Linked DNA regions of Homo sapiens: region 2 is linked to region 1. Evidence: chromatin contacts called from ENCODE Hi-C or POLR2A ChIA-PET data. All regions are on one chromosome and are shown on one strand. Each heading gives the region's core, a stretch centred on a gene start or an enhancer-like site at or near the end of the contact. The rest is flanking DNA. Distances are from core to core; before and after follow the strand shown. Region 1 overlaps LOC339166 (a long non-coding RNA gene). Region 2 has its middle 180 kb from the start of AIPL1.

Region 1 (3,546 bases), core at 591-3,090:
GTTTTCTTGTTTACATTCCTCTGTGATGCAGTGTTCACTCATCACCCTGGAAACACTTCCTGTGTCTGCGTCTGTTTAAATTTAAATATCCTTTTCATCAGGCTTGGCTTCCAGGTTATCTAAATTGGCTTCTCATAAGGAGAAGCAATCACACCACAGGAGGTTATTCTTTACCTTTTTGGTAGCTGACTGAAAAACCAAAGATTTTACATTTTGTCAAGATAATTCCTGTGTTGCCTTTATTAGGTTTCTTGATTACTTAGGAAAACTGAGCTGTAAATGGGTTAAGGGTTTTATATTCATGTAACTTTCTGTATGGCCCCTGAGGTCTTTTGATTGTCACACTGGTTAAATAAATAACTATTATTTTACAAAGACAATGACCTGTAATTTTGTTTTGTTCCAATGTTTTGAAACTTCTGACATATTTGACGTATTTTCCAAGGGTGAAAATCCTAAATTAAGTCTTTTTGGATTAAATATTAGGTTGGTGCAAAAGTAATTGCAGTTTTAATTGCAGTTTTTGATCTAATATATGTATTTGGTGAATTATATGGAAAACAATGACAATAAATGATACTAATCTTCCTTCAGTTACATCTATGGGTATGTTGTTGATATAAATGTTCCAAAAAGTATGTAAATTATAAAAACCCAATATGTTATCAGTCATAATTTTGATTATGTTAATTTTTTCTAAAATTATATGGCTATGTTATTAATATGAGTATTCTAAAGATTACATAAAATTTATAAAAGTCTAATGGTCCTGATATGACACTGTCAGTCATAGTTGTGGTTGTTATCTTAAAATGCTACATGCAATGGAAATAACTAAATTTCTTTGTCAATTGGGAATTTTCATCAGATTTAACCTATGGCTATTCAAAGTTTTTGTGATCATAGCTTTTTTTTTTCTTTAAATTGAGACAGAGTCTCACCCTGTCACCCAGGGTGGAGTGCAGTGGTGCAGTCTCAGCTCTCAGCAACCTCCATCTGCCAGGTTTATGCGATTCTCCTGTTTCAGCCTCCCGAGTAGCTAGGATTATAGGCGTGCACCACCTCGCCTGGCTAATTTTTTGTATTTTTAGTAGACACAGGATTTTGCCACGTTGCCCAGGCAGGTCACGAACTCCTGAGCTCAAGTGATCCACCCGCCTCGGCCTCCCAAAGTGCTGGGATTACAGGCCAGAGCTATTGTTTTGAAATCTTCTCTAGAAACATTTGCAATCAGCTATACTCCAAAACTGCTTTCCATGGAAGAGACTCTAACAAGTCCTTTTGAATACAGATTTCCGATAACTTTAAGAATAATAGACTAAATAAAAACTTCCATAAAAAGTTGTACATCAAGATCACTAACCCAACATCAAACAAAACAAGAATTACACGGGACTGCACTCATAGAGGACTAAAATGATTTTTATGACTTTTAAAAAAATTGCTAATTCTTTTTATATTCTGTTTTCCAACGTCAAAAAGTTTTCCTTCTTTTGAGCCACCTTACAACAATTGGGTAAAGTATGCTTTTGTGAACAAAATTAAGACACTTATTTTCTCTTTACCCAAATTCTCCAGAATATGGAAACTATTCCTCAACAGCTAAGGCCAAAATAATATCACCCAGCAACTGTATGTGATTCATTATTCAGGAAAACAGCACATAGCCTTGTGTCATGTTCTGCCCCATGTTGCTAACAACCTGCCTGCAATAACAAGGTTCTTTCTTTGCATTGAGAGATGAGACTTCCTGGGAATGAGCCTTCTCAGTGCCTAGGGATAAAGAATGTCTATCACTCTAACCTAAGTGGAGATTTATCATCAGTGCTTCCACATGAAGATTTTTGATCAAAAAGGGGAAATGATAACTTACAGGTCACCTTTGGCAGGCTTCCAAATTAACCACCTGGGAAAGGTCTTATGATTCATGGCTTACATCCTGTCTCTGAGTAACAAATCTTTTTTTTTTTTTTCGAGACAGAGTCCTGCTCTGTCGCCCAGGCTGGAGTGCAGTGGCGCGATCTCGGCTCACTGCAAGCTCCATCTCCCAGGTTCACGCCATTCTCCTGCCTCAGCCTCCTGAGTAGCTGGGACTACAGGTGCCCGCCACCACGCCCGGCTAAGTTTTTGTATTTTCAGTAGAGACGGGGTTTCACCTTGTTAGCCAGGATGGTCTCGATCTCCTGACCTCATGATCCACCCGCCTCGGCCTCCCAGAGTGCTGGGATTACAGGCGTGAGCCACCGCGCCTGGCCCCTCTGAGTAACAAATCTTATTGTGAGTCCCTCAAATCTTATTGTGAGTTCCTCAAATTTTTGATGTACTGATTAATATGTAACCTATTAACACTGAAACGGACACTGATTTGTTTCTGATGCATGAAGTTTTGCTGATTGTCTTGCTGTAGGACATTTTGGCCAGTATGCTGTAAACTGTAGCCGATGATTGTAACCTCTGAATTGAACCCACCAATAAAAAAGAGCAACTCTGATATGAGAAGACCCCCTCCCTTCTCCTAAACGTTCTTATAATGGCATTCCAACTTGTAACAGACTTTGGAACACACCTAAATTCGTTGGTGTGTCTTCCCAGGTTGATGCTCACATTTGACTTCTGCTAAAGCTTTTTCAATTTATTTCAGCCTCAAGAGCCTTAATTTTGATCAACAGTGTATAGATTTATTTTAAGGAATAGGTGCATGAATAATGGAAGTTGGCAAGCCTAAAATTCACAGGATAGGCCATCCTGCTGGAGACCCAGGAAAGAGCCACAGTTGCAGTTCTTGTCTGAAACCATCTGCTGGCAGAATTCCCTCTTGCTTGGGGGAGAGCAATCTTTTGTTTTATTCAGGCTGTCAGGTGATTGGATGAGGCCCACCGACTCATGGAGGGCACTCTACCCAAAGTCCACCAATTTAAATGTCAAACTCATCCAAAAACACCCACACAGAAACATCCAGAATAATGTTTGACCAAATACCTGGGCACCATGGCCCAGCCAAGTGGACACACAAAATTAACCATCATAGCTCCCTTGATGGGGGACTGAGGTAGGCTTTTGGATCAAGGAGGGGATGTTTTACACCTCAGTGAGGCTTTGCCCTCCACTTGGGACCCTGGATTCTGTTTGTGAAAGGTCCTGATTGAAGACAGGAGAAGGAGTGGTAACCACAGACTGAGGGTGGGGGATCGCAGACTACACGGCTGTGTCCACAATATCAGGTTCCAAAGGTGGGAAATAAGAGATAACACTAGGATGGCCGGGCGTGGTGGCTCATGCCCGTAATCCCAGCACTTTGGGAGGCCGAGGGGAGCAGATCACGAGGTCAAGAGATTGAGACCATCCTGGCCAACATGGTGAAACCCCGTCTCTACAAAAAATACAAAAATTAGCTGGGCGTGGTGGCTCACGCCTGTAGTCCCAGCTACTCGGGAGGCTGAGGCAGGAGAATTGCCTGAACCTGGGAGGTGGAGTGAGCCGAGATCCTGCCACTGCACTCCAGCCTGGCAACAGAGTGAGACTCCGTCTCAAAAAAAAAAAGAAAAA
Region 2 (3,341 bases), core at 245-2,744, 420 kb after region 1:
TAGGCTAGACTGGCTGAGTGGCTTTGCTTTAGGCTATGGGTTTGGTTAGAATGGGTTCCTTGCCATACATTGGGCTCTGGTGTGTTCCTTGTATGTTTATCCTGGAGCCTGGGATACAGGGGAAGCATCTGCTGGTGAGAAGCTCTTCTCGTGGCGATGGCAGAGGTGCAAGCGGGTGAGCCCAGCTGCACAAGCACATTTCACGTCCTTGTTTGCGTCATGTATGTTAATCTTCCAAAGTAGGTCACATAGCCAAGCCCCAAGCCAAGGAGTAAGCAAAAAAACTCCCATGTATGTGGAGAAGAGGGAGGGAACGTTTTTAAACAATAATACCACCTCCTTGTTCCATACATACATAAGAAAGGACTGTTGCTTATCATTATTTTTTCAACACCAGTAAGGACAGAGATGTCAAATATCCCGTTTTTCATCTATTGTTTTGGCCTCACAGCAACTGGTCTGGCTGTAGTTAATCAATCCAACTGACCATCAATCCACTGGACAAATTGACTTTTCGGTTGTGTCCAATGAAGTTGATTTCCACAGGTGCATTGGGCCCCCTGAGTCCTCTCTGTGCTACGTGATGGGTTAGAAAGTAGCCAACTTTGGCCGGGCACGGTGGCTCACCCCTGTAATCCCCGCACTTTGGGAGGCCGAGGTGGGCGGATCAAGAGGTTAGGGAGCAGCCTGACCAACGTGGTGAAACCCCATCTCTACTAAAAATACAAAAATTAGCTTGGCGTGGTGACACGTGCCTGTAATCCCAGCTACTCAGGAGGCTGAGGCAGGAGAATCGCTGGAACCCAGGAGGCGGAGGTTGTAGTGAGCTGAGATCGCACCACTGCACTCTAGCCTGGGCGACAAAGCAAGACTCTGTCTCAAAAAAAAAAAAAAAAAGGAAAGAAAGAAAGTAGCTAACTTTAGCTACCTACCTCTTTGCCAAAGGTAGGGTACTCCAGGGAGCTTCCTTTCTTATTCCTGATTTCTCCCAGTTCAACGTCCTCAGGCTAGAAGCTACATACATAATAACCACCGACATGTATGCAGACCTTTACTGATAGCCAAGTGCTTTTATAGATGTAATCCATTTTGCATCCCTAAGATAGCCCCTCATCATGCCCATTTCACAGATAAGAACCCCCTGGGTCACATCAATAGGGAGTGGGAGACCCAGGATTTGAACCTCTCCTGCCTGATTCTGGGGCTTGGGATCGCCCCTCCCCCAGTCCAAAGAGGGGTTTCCTGCCCTCCAAGTCTTGATCTCCTCCTGCCTGACTTCACAGCACTCCCCAATGTAATGTCAGCTCCGTGTGACGGCCTATCTACCACATCCACAATGGTTTAATTTCTGCCGTTTATGTGAAAAGAAATTACTCACTAAAATTTAATTTGGTAAATTTCAGTCTTTGTAAGCAGTGAATTCAATGACGACACAGTTCAGCAAGTCAGCAGTTACTCAGGCAATTTCCGAGCCACCAGCCCCCAACCCTAATAACAAAGAAGGCCCAGCCTCTCAGCCTGTTTTAAATTCACATTCCTTCATTATTATGTCAAGGGAAGTCATTATGGGACTGAAGAAAATGCTTCCTGTCTAGAAAAGTAAAACGCAGTCTTGTGCGGCGGATTAGCGTGTTCTGTCGGGTATTAAATGGGGAACTCTCGAGGAGCATGATTTCTGAATTACGTGGTTTGATGATTATTTAACCACGTTGGCTGGTGATAACTATTTATCTAGTCCAGAGCAACGCAGTTCAATAGGCCTGTCCTTACGTCCCCCTTGGAGGCTGCTGCCAGGAACCTGGCTCCCAGAATTTTCTGGGGAAGGGCAGTGAGGGGGTGGGGAGGTGACGGGAGATGAAGGCAAGTTTCTCAGGTTGGCACTGATGCCTGGAATCTGCACATATTTGCCTACTTTGACTGGACGCTGGTAGATTTCCTGCAACTGATACGCGTGTGTGTGTGTGTGTGTGTGTGTGTGTGTGTGTAAAAGACAGAGAGAGACAGAGAGAGAGATTGAGAGATTCAAGCTAGGCATGTTAATCAGGTTGTTTAAGCCAATGGGGCTATGGGCTTTCAAGGCAGGAACAATATTCTGTTTACCTTTGCACCTCCAGTGCCGAGCACAGTGCCTGACACTTATGTATAACCATGATTTTGAGGCTGATTGTCAAAAACACGAGTTAGGTTGCAGACTCCAATGATGGTAGATGCAGCTGGCCCCCAGGATGGGAGCTTCACCTTGACTTCTGTCTGTTAAATTTACTGCTGCATCCTCAGCTCCAAGGCCAGTGCCTGGCAAAGAGATAGTGCTCAGTAAATACTTGCTGCATTTTGTCTGAATTTGCATCGAGGTGTGGAAGGTAAGAAGAGTTGCTAGGACGAAAGAAACCGGGGCATCTTTTGGGAAAGGGGCCAGGATAGAGGAGCAGATGGGGGCTGAAATACAGGGTGGAAAAGTTGTTTTGTCTGAAGAAGAGCAGGCTCGGGGTCAGGACCATGCCTTTCCACCTCTGAATGCCACCCTGGAGCAGGACTGGCCCCATCCTGGGTGGCCTGCAGGGAGAGGAGGCTGTTGCTGGTAGGCACATTTTGAGGTGGGGGGAAAGGAAAAAGTTTGTAAGAGAGCTGTCCAGAGAAGGCATGACTTTCCCTTAAGAGTTAGCGAGTCTCCAGGTGTCAGGAGAGGCTTGACTTTGGGAGAATGTTGGAGTGGAAAGTGTAACAGAGGGATGTCTGGTCTTTTGGCTTCCCTGGGTCACACTGTAAGAAGAATCATTTTGGGCTGCACATGTCGTATATTAACACTGACGATAGCTGATGAGCTAAAAAAAATCACACAAAAAAGAAATCACAAAAAAAATCTCATAATGGGCCTGATGCAGTGGCTCATGCCTGTAATCTCAGCACTTTGGGAGGCCAAGGTGGGCGGATCACGAGGTCAGGAGTTTGAGACCAGCCTGGCCAACATGATGAAACGGCATCTCTGTATTTTGTAAAAATACAAAAAATTAGCTGGGCATGGTGGCGGGCGCCTGTAATCCCAGCTACTTGGGAGGCTGAGGCAGGAGAATCGCTTGAACCCGGGAGGCGGAGGTTGCAGTGAGCTGAGATCACAGCACTGCACTCCAGCCTGGGCAACAGTGTGAGACTCTGTCTCAAAAAAAAAAAAATCTCATGATGTTTTAAGAGACTTAACAAATGTGTGTTGGGTCACATTCAAAGCCATCTGGACTGCAGGCCTCAGGTTGGGCAAGCTTAATATAGCATAAGATAGAAGGTAGAAGTAGGGGACCTTTGAGGTCCCATGAGTGTCTGCAACTTATAGTCCATATTTGATTGAT

The links. Hi-C counts contacts between places; a loop is a spot of excess contacts on that map. ChIA-PET counts read pairs that join two places held with the same protein, here RNA polymerase II (POLR2A). Pooled maps may share reads with other maps.
Region 2: a map of endothelial cell of umbilical vein shows a loop between it and region 1 (8-fold over the local background). The contact joins two enhancer-like sites. A Hi-C loop is called at or near these places in 1 of 168 maps with a recorded cell type or tissue (endothelial cell of umbilical vein) and 2 of 50 pooled maps. POLR2A ChIA-PET finds 5 or more read pairs at or near these places in 1 of 52 experiments (T-cell).

What each region holds. Positions count from the first base shown.
Region 1 is chr17:5,833,036-5,836,581 of GRCh38, forward strand. The region is part of intron 1 of LOC339166 (a long non-coding RNA gene); the gene reads left to right. Among named protein-coding and RNA genes, the nearest start is that of WSCD1, 240 kb to the right of the region's middle. Within about 2 kb of position 1,841, at least 5 of the 41 ENCODE cell types and tissues checked have a DNase peak (open chromatin) inside an H3K27ac peak, as active enhancers do; they include endothelial cell of umbilical vein, where a contact is called at or near this core.
Region 2 is chr17:6,255,982-6,259,322 of GRCh38, forward strand. No RefSeq gene overlaps it. Among named protein-coding and RNA genes, the nearest start is that of AIPL1, 180 kb to the right of the region's middle. Within about 2 kb of position 1,495, at least 2 of the 41 ENCODE cell types and tissues checked have a DNase peak (open chromatin) inside an H3K27ac peak, as active enhancers do; they include endothelial cell of umbilical vein, where a contact is called at or near this core.